Regions from separate parts of the Homo sapiens genome. Here all the other regions are linked to region 1. A link is a contact called in ENCODE Hi-C or POLR2A ChIA-PET data. All regions are on one chromosome and are shown on one strand. Each heading gives the region's core, a stretch centred on a gene start or an enhancer-like site at or near the end of the contact. The rest is flanking DNA. Distances are from core to core; before and after follow the strand shown.

Region 1 (4,023 bases), core at 1,357-3,856:
GGACGGATAACCTGAGGTCAGGAGTTCGAGACCATCCTGGCCAATGTGGTGAAACCCTGTGTCTACTAAAAATACAAAAATTAGTCAGGCGTGGTGGCGTACGCCTGTAATCCCAGCTGTAATTCGGGAGGCTGAGGCAGGAGAATCACTTGAACCCCGGAGGCGGAGGTTGCAGTAAGCCAAGATTGCGCCATTGCACTCCAGCCTGGCGACAGAGCAAGACTGTCTCAAAAAAACAAACAAAAAAAGTAAACAGGGTAAAATGTAGCTCAGATTATGATCTTCACAAACTCAAATGAAGTCCAAATTAATAATTTTTTGTTGCATTTTCCTTGATTTTTCCTTACTGCATCTGCTTGAGAATTTCACTGAACAAGAACTAGGAGCACTGGCCTCCCGCACTACTTTTATAACCAGTTTCCTCAGGAGCCTCTACAAATTGGAGAACCTCTAATCACTTGATAGTTTGCACTTTTAGAATGGGATAACGGAATTTGTACCCTGTATCACTGGACCAAGACACAAAATTCAGTGAGAGAAAAAAAATCAAAACAGTACTTTGAGGTAAGCAACAGATATCAATTAGAAGAGGCATGGAGAGCAAACAGCTGTCATTATTATTTAACAGTTTACTTGTAACACTACTTTCATTTTCTTTTTTCAAATCTCCGATAAACGAAAGGCAGAAATTCCTTGAGTTGTACAACATTAAGTAGAAAGTAAATGAAAACAGACCTAGGCTAAACAAGTAAGTAGGTTTAAAAAAACACACCAAGGCAGGGCGCAGTGGCTCACGCCTGTAATCCCAGCACTTTGGGAGGCCCAAACAGGTGGATCACCTGAGGTCGGGAGTTTGAGACCACCCTGACCAACATGGAGAAACCCCAACTCTACTAAAAATACAAAATTAGCCGGGCGTGGTGGTGCATGCCTGTAATCCCAGCTACTCGAGGGGCTGAGGCAGCAGAATCGCTTGAACCCGGGAGACTGAGGTTGCGGTGAGCTGAGATCGCGCCACTGCACTCCAGCCTGGGCATCGAAAGCGAAACTCCGTCTCAAAAACAAAAACAAACAACAACAAAACACACCCAAACAAGCAAAGATTCAGCATTTAACAACGTATTTCTTTAAAGTCTTCACCTCTACTCCTGACATTTCTTTCTACCCGGACTTAATGTCCTCACCAATTCACGCAAAATAACTACTCACTGACCAACAGCTCCACAGTGCCCCCAATCCCAAATTTTGTTCGTAGCATTCAGATTGCTGACTTTTATTCACGGGTCACTCCCTTCCTAGCAGCCTTTTTAATTGGAGGTCTTAGAGGTGGGGCCCAAGCTGTCTTGGTCCATTCATAATCATTCTCGGCAATCTCTTCTAATGGGTGTTCCTACAACTCTGCTATTTACACTAGCATATTCATATTACAGTTTTAATGCAATAGTGCGTTTGAACGGTTTTACGTTTGGAATATAACTGCTCCTACTACACTGTGACCAGTTCTCACGTTTAGCTTATACAGTATTTGTTGAAAGCTGCTCTATCAACGTTATATAACATTTGTTCTCCATCCAATTACCCCTAACTCCTAGAAAAAATATTTTTAAAATTTCCCAGACTCCACGACTACTTTCTCATACTCAGTAAACTTTCCACACATGCATCAACGTTGTCAACTAATCAAACCGGTGCAAAAAAAAAAGATAGCACTGAAACGGATAACGAAGGGTAGTGTCGTTTGCCTTCTTGGTGCCTGGGGCAGTCCCAAAAACAAAAGAGGGGCTCGGTTAGGGTGGCATGTTTAGTCGGAGGAGCACACGGCTTCGCTTGTCTCAGGAAAAGCAATTAACTAGATAAACTAGGGCGATTATACCAAAAACACAAGAAGCGTCTCTTCTCCTCTTCCAAGAGCTGATATAAAGGGCAAAGGCCCATGTGTTGGGAGACTTAATGGGAGGCTGGGGGAAAGGAGGTATGATGGAAGAGCCGTGGGTTCTCCTGGGCAGAAAGGGAAAGTAAACGTAGTTAGTGCACAGCGCAGCTCTGGCAGCTGTTGAAAATGGAAAGAGAGGGGCAGGATCGGTGGCCTCCCCGGGCTATTACCCCACAAGGCGAGGGCCGGCACAGCTGTTTCCCCAAGTCTGGGTCGGGCTGCTCCAGGACGTCCAGGAGTCGGTTCCTCCCCACAGGCGCGGCCTGCGAGGGGCAGACGCACCCGCCCGGGTTCCGGCACTCACCCCCGCAATCTCCTCGGCCGAACATTCCAGCAAGCTCCGGTCGATGGCCTGCACCTCTGGCTCTAGCTCCGACGCCATCTTCTCTCCTCCTCCTCCCCAGCGCTACCGCCGCCCGGAGAGCTGCAGCCTCACCTCGGCCCCGGCGGCCTCGACTGCCACCCCTGCCCCAGGCAATCAGTCCCGGAGCCGTCCAAGTGGCTGCAGGTGGAGCAACAGAGGGAGAGAAGGGTGACGTGAACCGGAAAGGAAGGACAGCGGCCTCCTGCGCTCCCTCCCAAGCTTAGCGCCCAAGAGTCAAGTCACTGGCTCGTCCCTGACCCAGGGAAGGACACAGAAAACCCCAGGCCTGACACTCTCGCTGGCCACTACCGCGTCCTGCACCAGGAAAGGGGCAATAACACCCAGGAGGGGAAGCGGAGCTTTCTGGGTACTGTAGTTCTGGGTGCTGTAGGTACAGCACAGCCGGGAAAAAGGTGGCGCCCTAACACGGTGCCCCTCGAATGCATTGTGGGAGTTGTAGTCCATTCTCAAGGGGCGCTGGCTTAAATGGCAGATAAGCGGGCGGGGCTTTTCTGCCCAACGAGAATCATGGGAAGACAGTCGCGGAAAGCAGCGCCCCCTGGAAAAAAGCCAAAGAGAAAGATACTGTGGGAACTGTAGTTTTATTCTCCGAATCTCGTTTGTTCATTTTTGTATCCCCAGCTTCAAGAACACTGCCTGGCACATGGTAGACCCTCAAGGACTTGCCAGTCTGGCATAGGGTAGGCACTCAAATACTTGTCAAAGGAATGAATGAATTACATTCTATTCCTGTGGTTCTATGTCCTGTCATCCATCGAACCCATATCTTTTATACGAGTAATGGAGGTGAACATTACCCACTTTTTTGAAGGTTTAAAACATGTTTTAAAAAATTTTTCAAAAACTTTAGTGATGACCACTTATAAACTTTATCACAAATCTTGCTGCAAAGGAAAAAGAGTCTATTAGGCCAATTAAAAGATTTCCTCTTGATAGAGACATTTAATTTCTACAGATAATCAGACCAAGCTTGGTGGCTCATGCCTGTAATTCCAGCACTTTGGGAGGCCGAGGGGGGCAGACTACTTGAGCCCAGGAGTTTGAGACCAGTTTGGACAACATAGCGAGACCCTCTTGATAAAAATCAAAAAATTAGCCAGGTGTGGTGGCACGCCTGTAGTCCCAGCTACTCGGGAAGCTGAGGCAGGAGGATTGCTTGAGCCCAGGCAGTTGAGGCCATCGTGAGCTGTGATCAGCCCACTGCACTCCAGCCTGCGTGACACAGCTGAGACCCTGTATCAAAAAAGAAGGAAAAAAAAAAAAAAGAAATAGGTAAACATTGTTAGACTAGCTATCAAAGAAAACTATGTTTAGTTAAAGGTAATTAGACTCTTGACTGACAGCTGGGTGACTGGGCTTCTTAGAAGTCTTCAGTCTCTAGAGTTTGTCAGAAAATTGTTTATACCTTTTGTCAAGTGTGTTAATTTATTCCCAGAAGTAGGTTGTAAATTACATATAGGGGGGAAAAGTTCTGAGCCAGACCAGGTTTAGGACATGTTTATGTTTATGTTGTTTTGGGATTTTTTTTAAACCAATACTATGATATTAACCAGTTTTTTAAAAAAGGAAATAAGAAACTGCCTGTATCCCTGTAACCTCACAATACAAGTAAGCCTTCTTATCACTTTTTAAAAGTTATATATATATATACATATAAAACATCAGAAATTCAAACTCGAAAGGAATGTTTTAAAAAAGGAAAATT
Region 2 (4,323 bases), core at 606-3,105, 1.1 Mb before region 1:
ATTATGCTATGTGGACAGCATGATCAGTAAACCTGCCTCCCTCCTTGTGGCCCTGGGAGGAAGCCATGGACTCTACCAAGTCTGAACCCCTGAAGGGATCACCAGAGGTAAGTCATTATTGCTGCTTCTAGTTTTCCAAGGACAACTGAGGTCTGGAGAGAAGAGTTGCTTAATTTCTTTTTCTTTCTTTTTTTTTTTTTTTTTTTTTTTGAGACGAAGTCTCGTTCTGTCACCCAGGCTGGAGTGCAGTGGCATGATCTCAGTTCACTATAACCTCTACCTCCCGAGTTCAAGCGATTCTCCTGCCTCAGTCTCCCGAGCAGCTGGGACCACAGATGTGCACCATCATGCTGGGCTAATTTTTTTTTTTTTTTTTTAGTTGGAGTCTCGCTCTGTTGCCCAGGCTGGAGTGCAATGGCGTGATCTCGGGTCACTGCAACCTCCGCCTCCCGGGTTCAAGCGATTCTCCTGCCTCAGCCTCGCGAGCAGCCGGGATTACAGGCATGCGCCACCACGCCCAGCTAATTTTTGTATTTTTAGTAGAGACGGGGTTTCGCTGTGTTGGCCAGGCTGGTCTCGAACACCTGACTTCAGGTGATCCGCACACTCCTTGGCCTCCCAAAGTGCTGTGATTTACAGGCGTGAGGCACCGCACCCGGCTGAGTTGTTTAATTTCTTGACCGTGTATGAGCACCTCGCAGTTCGAGAAGAGGGGAGAAGTGGACACACTGTGAGTGGTCTGAGTCATGAGACAGCCATGCGGCTGTGAATTGAGCCCTAGCGTCCTGACTCGCAGCTCAGCAACATAACTGCTTTTCCACCCTGCCTTTCTGTGTTCTGTGCACTGGCTTATGTCGCTGAATGTATGTACTCTGTAGAGTGCAACAGCACTAAAGAGCTGGAGATTGCTTCACAAGAGAGTCAAAAGCCAAAAATCCCCTGTGGCCCTAGGCCAAGTTTCTATTCCCGGCCACTGCCCCGCCCTCGTGGTGGTTGGTGTAACCCGAGCCCTAGCCCCGCCCGAAGTAGGGGCCAGGCCCCTCCTACAGTCTTGGCCGTTTAAAACCAAACTCAGTTCTTCCCGATTGGTTCTGCTTCAAAACAAAGGGGAGGAGGAATACTCGCTTTGGGTATGCTTGCAGCCTTCGGGGAGGAAGCTGGTTTACGGGTTCGGGTCTCGTGTCGGGGCCACCGCGGTGCCTCCGGTTATTAAAACCAGCCCCTGGACGGTGCCAGCCTGGTAATAAAGCAGTGACTACTATGTAAAGGTAGCATAATCATCCCAACAATAACAGCCGTAATTTGGCTAATCACCATCCGCCTCCGCCCTGGCGTTCGCCCTGACTCACCCCAGCGGCACGCGGGCCATAGGGGAAGAAACTGAGGCAGAGGCGGAGCCAGCAGGCTGGCGGCACCAGTAGCCTCAGTTCTGCAGCTCTCGAGGTCCAAAACCTGTTGTCTAGGATCCGCGCTAAAGGGCCAAATCCCGGAGCGCCCACAAAGCTCGATTCTGATGTAAGCTCTTCTACGCTGGTGTCCTCGCGTCCCCACCCCAGGCCTCGAGGCTCTAAATTCCCCCCAAGTCCTAGAAAAAGAACATAGCGCGAGGACTGGAAGTCAGACTACAGCTCCCTTAAGCCTTTGCGCGCCAAGGCGCGCTCCTTCCCCACGCCTCCGACGACTCCCGCGGCCACTTGCGCCGCGATGCCTCCTGGGAGTTGTAGGGCGGCGACGTGTCATTTAAGTGAATTCCCAGGCCTGGGGACTCTATATCCCGTGGTGCCCCGCGGCTGTTTCTGACGCGACCCGGAGGCCAGGGAGGTGGGGGGCGTAGCTTGTGCAGAGCCCCACCCCACTCTGCTCAGGCCGGCCGGACACGGCAGTGGCAGTAAGGGCGGCGGCGACGGCGGCGGCGGTCGGGGGAGGGGCCGGGCGGGGGGCTGGCGGCAGCGGCGGATGGACTCGCGGGTATCGGAGCTGTTCGGCGGCTGCTGCCGGCCCGGAGGGGGCCCGGCCGTGGGCGGAACCCTCAAGGCTAGGGGGGCCGGCAGCAGCAGCGGCTGCGGGGGGCCAAAGGGAAAGAAGAAGAACGGAAGGAACAGAGGGGGCAAAGCCAACAACCCCCCGTATTTGCCCCCCGAGGTGAGCACCTGAGAAGTGGTAGGGCGGGAAGAAGCCACTCTTTCCGGCCCAGGACTCTAGGGAGGCGGGACCCAGATAATTAATCTCCCCTTCCGGTGTCGAGACCCCAGGGAGGAGGGGCACGGGAGGAGAACACCTCTTTCAGGTCCCGGGACCCCAGGGAGGAAGGGCAGAGACTGGACTCTCAGGTGACAGGACCTCAGGGAGGAAGAGTGGAGAGGGAGGACTCCCCCTTCTGATCTAGATTACCCCAGGAGAGAAGTAGAGAAAGGGGATCCCAGGAAGAGCACCCCGACCAACTGCGTGTGCCGCCATAGGGCAAGAGAGACTGCATCCTGGGACGAGAGGCAGACAGTAACCACCACTTCTTCTAAACTTGTTCCACAGGGAGAAGGGGAGTACCCGGGAAAAGAGCAATATGTTCCACACGGACACACACACAGTACTCGGGAAAAGAGCAGTATGTTCACTACACACACACACACACACACACACACACACACACAGCCTAAGCCAGTGGTTATCAAACTTTGGCATGTATCGAATCACCCGGATTGCTGGCCCCCAACGCCTGGCCAATTTTATTTTTTTATTATTTATTTATTTATTTTTTTTGAGACGGAGTCTCTGTTACCCAGGCTGGAGTGCTGTAGGGCTATCTCAGCTCACTGCAACCTCGGCCTCCCGGGTTCTCAAGCGATTCTTCTGCTGCAGCCTCCCGAGTAGCTGGCATTACAGGTGCCCGCCACCACGCCCAGATAATTTTTGTATTTTTAGTAGAGATGGGGTTTCACCATGTTGGCCAGGCTGGTCTCAAACTCCTGACCTCAGGTGATCCACCCGCCTCGGCCTCCCAAAGTGCTGGGATTGCAGGCGTGAGCCTCCGTGCCCAGCCTAGAATTTCTGATTCTTTCTTACTAGTGAGGATGGGCCTGAGAATTTGCATTTCTTATAAGTTCCCGTGTGATACTAATGCTGCTGGTCCCAGGACCTCACTTTGGGAACCATTGGTCTGGGCCCTAGACTGTCATTCTTGTACCACATTTTTTGAAGCCACCCATCCCCAGAAAAATGATTAAAAGGTTTTTATTGATGGGGAAAAAAAATAATCTCCTTAACACACCATGAAGTGGAGATTATGAGTGAAGACCTGTTAGGGCCTGGGAGCCAGACAGCCTTGAAGGGATGGAATGATAGGAAGGGAAGAGGAAAACTAAAATATCCAGAGAGGCGGGTAGAAAAATGCAGACTGGCCAAACAGGCAAATCCCATATCCCTTTGTACCTGGGAGGGGAAGCCTCAGGTAACAGGGTGCTTCTGTGCTGTGCTACCCACTGGAGCTAGAAGAGACTGTGGGGTGGATTCAGGATTTCACCTCCACTGAGGTTAGGGGGCAAGAGGTAAAGGCCATAGCGAGTCTGTCCGCTTCATTACATTTTCTGAGTTTTTCTGTTCCTCTCAGCCCCAGCTTTGGAGCTCTTCTCCTCTCTCACCTAGATCTTCTCGGTCATCAGGCTTGTAGTGACCATTGCTGAGCTCACCCTTTGGCTCTGATCCAGAACCTCTTGCAGCCTCTTACTCTAGATGACATCAGCTGAAAGGGGCAGGCAGGGAGGAAATGGTGTTTCCTAGACCAGTGACAAAGAAAGGTTTTAACAGCCTGGGCACAGAGGAGACATAGACTTCTGGGAAAAGCAGGTTTGAGGCCCTGGAGGTGGGGAGGAAGGGATGATCTTGCATCTAGGAAGAACGTGCTGCCAGTGATCAAAGAATGGATTGATTCAGTGTTCTGTTCCTGGCTTAAATGGGTGACTCCTTGTGTCCTTATAGGCCTTCCCTTCATAGAGGCTATGCTGGGGGTGAATAGAGGATCTTGTCTGCCACTGACCTTTGACAGGCACTTGCCTAACCAAGTGCCAGTGGGGCTTCCTGCTTTCTCAAGTTAGCTACCTGGACCCAGTGGGAATTGAGGGGAAGTAGGGATTGGGTCTGTACAGTGTATGGTAACTGCTCACTGTTTCTTTTCAGGCTGAAGATGGAAACATTGAATATAAAGTGAGTCCTAGGCTGGGGAAAAGCAGGGGCTGGGGTAGGTTGTCCTTGCCAGTGTGGGATAATTTCTTTTTTCTTTCTTTCTTTTTTTTTTTTGAGATGAAGTTTTGCTCTTGTTGCCTAGGCTGG
Region 3 (3,980 bases), core at 561-3,060, 1.6 Mb before region 1:
TGAGTAGCTGGGATTACAGGTGTGTGCCACCATGCCCGGCTAATTTTTGTATTTTTAGTAGCGATGGGGTTTCACCATGTTGGCCAGGCTGGTCTCGAACTCCTGACCTCAAGTGATCTGTCCGCCTCAGTCTCCCAAAGTGCTGGAATTATAGGCATAAACACTTTTTAATGAAAACTGAGGTTCAGACAGGTTAAGTAACTTGTCAAGGTCACACAGCTGAAGAATAGTAGAGCTAGAATTTGAACGCAGGTCTCTAAGACTCTGCTATACTTGGAGAGAACTTGAATGATGTCCAAGGGGGTTCTTAGTTACCCACTGCCTGCCTTCTGCCTTGCCATGTCCCCATCCACCCACAGGCCAAGACTGCACTGAGTGAGCCAACAGCAGGCCCCAGCATGTGCCACCTGGGGCATGCCAAGGCCTGGACCCTCTGGTGCCCTGGAGGACAATCACGCTGCCAGCACACCCCCACTTGAAGCCTGGCTGACACTCCCACTCCCCACCTCACCCTGGCCTGGGAGGCAGGATGGGCCCCTCTTCAGCAGGTGTTGGGCACAGCCTCATTGCTCCCCGGCTGCTGCAGACTGGTAATGGGTAGGCAAGCCCCAGCCCCCCAGGGCGGTGGAGTGCTCAGGCTTGCCCCGAGCGGCCAGACCTCTGCCCAGGGGACCCAGGCAGGGGGCAGCACAGCGCCCCAAGGGCAGCCAGCCCCTCTGACCTCTCCTCCCCACTTCCCAAGCGTCCTTTCCTTTTCTGGGGAACAAGGTGCCAAGCTTTGGGACTGTCCGCCTTAGGCGGTCAAGACAGCCAGGAGGGACAAAGCGGCGCCCCCTCCCCACAACAGGGCCTTTGCCCCACTCTCGGTTTCGCGTCTGAATCTTTTCCCCACCGCACCCTCCAACGCAGGCCCGGGCGGCTCATGAATGAACTGCACTGTGTGGGGCGCAAGGAGAGGACACGCTCCCGGGGCCGGCCGCCTCTCCAGCCCGCCGACCAGTCAGTCCCCAGAGCCGGGGGCAGCGGCCGGCCTCGTGCCAGCACCTGCGAACCCTGCCCTTGCCCGAGCCCGAGCCCTTACCCCGGACCGGCTTCGGGTGTACTCGCCCCCGGGAGCAGCAGAAAAAATAAAAGGCACAGAAGGCATCGGACTTGGCGACCCCGGGGTCCAAAACTCGGGGGCGGGGGCGGCTAGTTCCCCAAACGGCGGCGGACAGGCGGGGCGCAGCTGGCACCCCCGAGGGTCGCGCAGGGGACGCGCACCTGCACCGGGCAGGTGGGAGAAGAGTGGCACTCGGGGGCCGGGGGCGGGGGTCCCACCCTTTGGGATCTCCCCGGGGCTGGGGAGAGCCGGCGGCGCGTATCTGGACCTCCGGCAGGGGTTGGAGGACTCACATTTGGCTCGGGATGGTGCGGGGTTGGGGGCAGCGCGCGCCACCCCTGGGTCCCGCGGGCCCGGGCACCTCTGGGTCCCGCAGGAGGTTGAAGGGAGGGGACGCGCAGCTGAGTCCAGGTTTTTTCTTTGGGTGGTGGTGGGATCTTCGAAGAAAAGAGCGAGGGCTGGGTAGGGGTCGCGTACTCACCCCCAGGCGCAGACTCGGCTCCGGCTCGGAGCCCCGGGTTGGGGCGGGGCGGGGCTGGGGGAGGGGGAGGGGGAGTCGCTGGGCGGCTCGAGCTCCGGGCTCCTGCGGCGGCCGCGGCAGTGTATGGGGGAGGGGGAGCGGGGGGAGGGAGGGGGAGGGGGCGGAGCCCCGCAGGTCCCGCCCCGCACGCCGGCGCACGCAAGGTGCGCGCGCACTCTCAGATCGCGTCCGCCGGGCTGGGCCTGGCGCGCAGGCGCTAGGAAGAGGCCGCGTGGGGCGAAGGCGGCGCTTGGCTGGTGGGGCCCGCGGCGGGATTTTCCCGGGCGGCGAGAGCGGTATGGTGGGGGGCAGGGGTGGGCGTTAAGTCCTCATTCCCTCCTTCTCCTCTTCCTTTCTCTGCAGTAGGGGAGGCCCACTCCCCGGGGTGAGTGAGGAGAGGCCAGAGTGGGAGGCAGAGCGTCAGTGGGAGGGGTCCCGACGGGGAGGGGGGGGTCCCGACGGGGAGGGGGGTCCCGACGGGGAGGGGAGGCCCCTTACCCGGATCCTCCTCCCTTCCGCTCTCCGTGGGCTGCTTCTGCGACCCCCAAGTCCGTGGCCGGCGCTCACCTGCTTTCCCCGGGTTGCGGCGTCGACTTGGGGAGGGCGGGCTGCGTTCAGCCGTCGCTGGTCACTCCGGAGCGTCTCCTCCGGCTTCTCCGCTTTCCGCGCTCCCCTCCCCTTTCCCAACTTAGGTCTGGAGATGAGTTAGCCAGACGCCTCTGTGGTGTGAGGATTGAGTTTTTGCTTTCACTCTGTCAACGCTGATGAGTGCGCCCTCCCCCAGGCCAGGGGGTTCCCTGGTTTCTTATTTCACCAGAGACTGCATCTACCAGTGATTAAGACTGGAAAGATGAAGGGAGAGACTGAGACTCTTTCTATATATCACCCACACAAATAGATCATAAAGGCACAACGGGCACCAACCTGGTCATTTAATTTCTGGTTCCTGGAGGGGACAAAAAGGAAGTATTGCTTTCCACAGCCGACGATAAATGAACTTTGCCACCGTAAGAGACGGACGGGACTGAATTTATAAAGAGGTTAAAAGGGCATATGACAGACACCTCAGGCTACTTGGGAAACTCTGGGAGTTTGGGAGATAATTAACTCTCAGGGCTGGTGGTGGTGGGGAACTGCCACTGCTGAACAGAAGGACACTGCCCACCTGGGGGGTTTGGATCTTGTAGTTGGTCAGCGTCTCTGCTGTATGCTGGATTTTCAAGAGTTCATTAGTAGCTTGTGGAATGCAACTGTAAGGTTTGATTTATTGCAGTGTTTTTCAAACTGAATCCTATTGGTGAGTTGGAAATCAGTTTAGTAGATCACGGCCACTTGAAATAGAAAATATCAGAGGGTGTTGCACTTAGGGTATTGTTTCTTGACACTTCAGGTGTACACACACGTGTGAGTGTACTAGGAGGTGTTCTACAGTGTGTTTCTGTAGGTCGCAGTGAGAAAAATTTGAAAAGCGTTGTCTCCTGTGCCCTTCTATTTGCCCTCTTGCCTTTCTTTGCCTGAGTTTTCAGTCACTTAAAATTGTCTGAGGATGCAGTTAGCATGCCAGGAATATACAGTAAAGAACAAGGTGGATCTTCTTCACGGAGGTTACTGTGTGAGACGAAAGACAGTTCACTGTTCATCACTGGAAATACTGTACGTGCTACTGAAAAACAAGGATTTTATTGAGGTAAGAAGTTGGTTGGCTTAATTAGGAAGGGCAGTTTTTCAACTGTGAAAGAAAGGAAGATGGAGATGAAGCCCGTTTTTGGTAAAGTGCTTGGTGGGAAGGGTCTTTGTAGGTTTGGATTCTGGGAGTTGTGAAATTGGTGTAATCTGTTGCTTGTGTGGAACAATAAAATTCACTTTGAGGTCAAATAGTATTATAATGGATATCTGAAAAATGGAAGTGGAAGCCATAGTTGTCTGGTTTTTGGATTTCTGAGGATCACTAGAAGGCCTTTTTTTTTTTTTTTTTTTTTTTTTTTGAGACAGTCTCTCTTGCCCAGGCTGGGGAGATCTGGGTGCAGCAGTGCGATCTCAGCTCACTGCAGCTTCTCCTGGGATCTAGCAATTCTTATGCCTCAGCCTCCCGAGTAGCTGGGACTGCAGGCGCGAGCCACCACTCCTGGCTAATTTTTGTATTTTTAGTAGAGATAGGGTTTCACCATGTTGCCCAGGCTGGTCTCCAGCCCCTGACCTCAATCGATCTACGCAACTCAGCCTCTCAAAGTGCTGGGATTACAGGCGTGAGCCACCTTGTCCAGCCAGAAGGCATTTTTTATATGTTTTTATTTTTTACAAAAAGTATAGTTATGAATCTGAGCATGTGGATTCCTGAACTATTTCTGCCTGTGCCTA

Evidence for each region. A loop is a pair of places that touch in the nucleus more often than their neighbours do. ChIA-PET counts read pairs that join two places held with the same protein, here RNA polymerase II (POLR2A). Pooled maps may share reads with other maps.
Region 2: a map of CD4-positive, alpha-beta T cell shows a loop between it and region 1 (7-fold over the local background). The contact joins the promoter of GTPBP2 here to the promoter of UBR2 in region 1. A Hi-C loop is called at or near these places in 3 of 168 maps with a recorded cell type or tissue (CD4-positive, alpha-beta T cell, CD4-positive, alpha-beta memory T cell and naive thymus-derived CD4-positive, alpha-beta T cell), 1 of 37 single-sample maps with no recorded cell type and 9 of 50 pooled maps. POLR2A ChIA-PET finds 5 or more read pairs at or near these places in 2 of 52 experiments (activated B cell and activated T-cell).
Region 3: a map of CD8-positive, alpha-beta T cell shows a loop between it and region 1 (18-fold over the local background). The contact joins the promoter of MRPL14 here to the promoter of UBR2 in region 1. A Hi-C loop is called at or near these places in 2 of 168 maps with a recorded cell type or tissue (CD8-positive, alpha-beta T cell and naive thymus-derived CD4-positive, alpha-beta T cell) and 8 of 50 pooled maps. POLR2A ChIA-PET finds 5 or more read pairs at or near these places in 1 of 52 experiments (HepG2).

What each region holds. Positions count from the first base shown.
Region 1 is chr6:42,562,612-42,566,634 of GRCh38, reverse strand. It overlaps UBR2 (ubiquitin protein ligase E3 component n-recognin 2), which reads right to left and starts at 2,606. Exons shown (of 47, transcript NM_001363705.2): 1 at 2,238-2,606. The coding sequence starts at 2,315. RefSeq lists a silencer at 1,213-1,342 and enhancers at 2,375-2,894, 2,965-3,044.
Region 2 is chr6:43,626,796-43,631,118 of GRCh38, reverse strand. It overlaps GTPBP2 (GTP binding protein 2), which reads left to right and starts at 1,855. Exons shown (of 12, transcript NM_019096.5): 1 at 1,855-2,142; 2 at 4,171-4,197. The coding sequence starts at 1,957. It also overlaps a transcript of MAD2L1BP not described here. RefSeq lists enhancers at 826-1,045, 1,666-1,845 and silencers at 1,906-2,045, 2,066-2,145.
Region 3 is chr6:44,125,282-44,129,261 of GRCh38, reverse strand. It overlaps MRPL14 (mitochondrial ribosomal protein L14), which reads left to right and starts at 1,810. Exons shown (of 3, transcript NM_032111.4): 1 at 1,810-1,918. TMEM63B (transmembrane protein 63B) reads right to left here and starts at 1,708. Exons shown (of 24, transcript NM_018426.3): 1 at 1,584-1,708. RefSeq lists silencers at 1,028-1,187, 1,368-1,477, 1,518-1,917, 1,938-1,987, 2,018-2,077.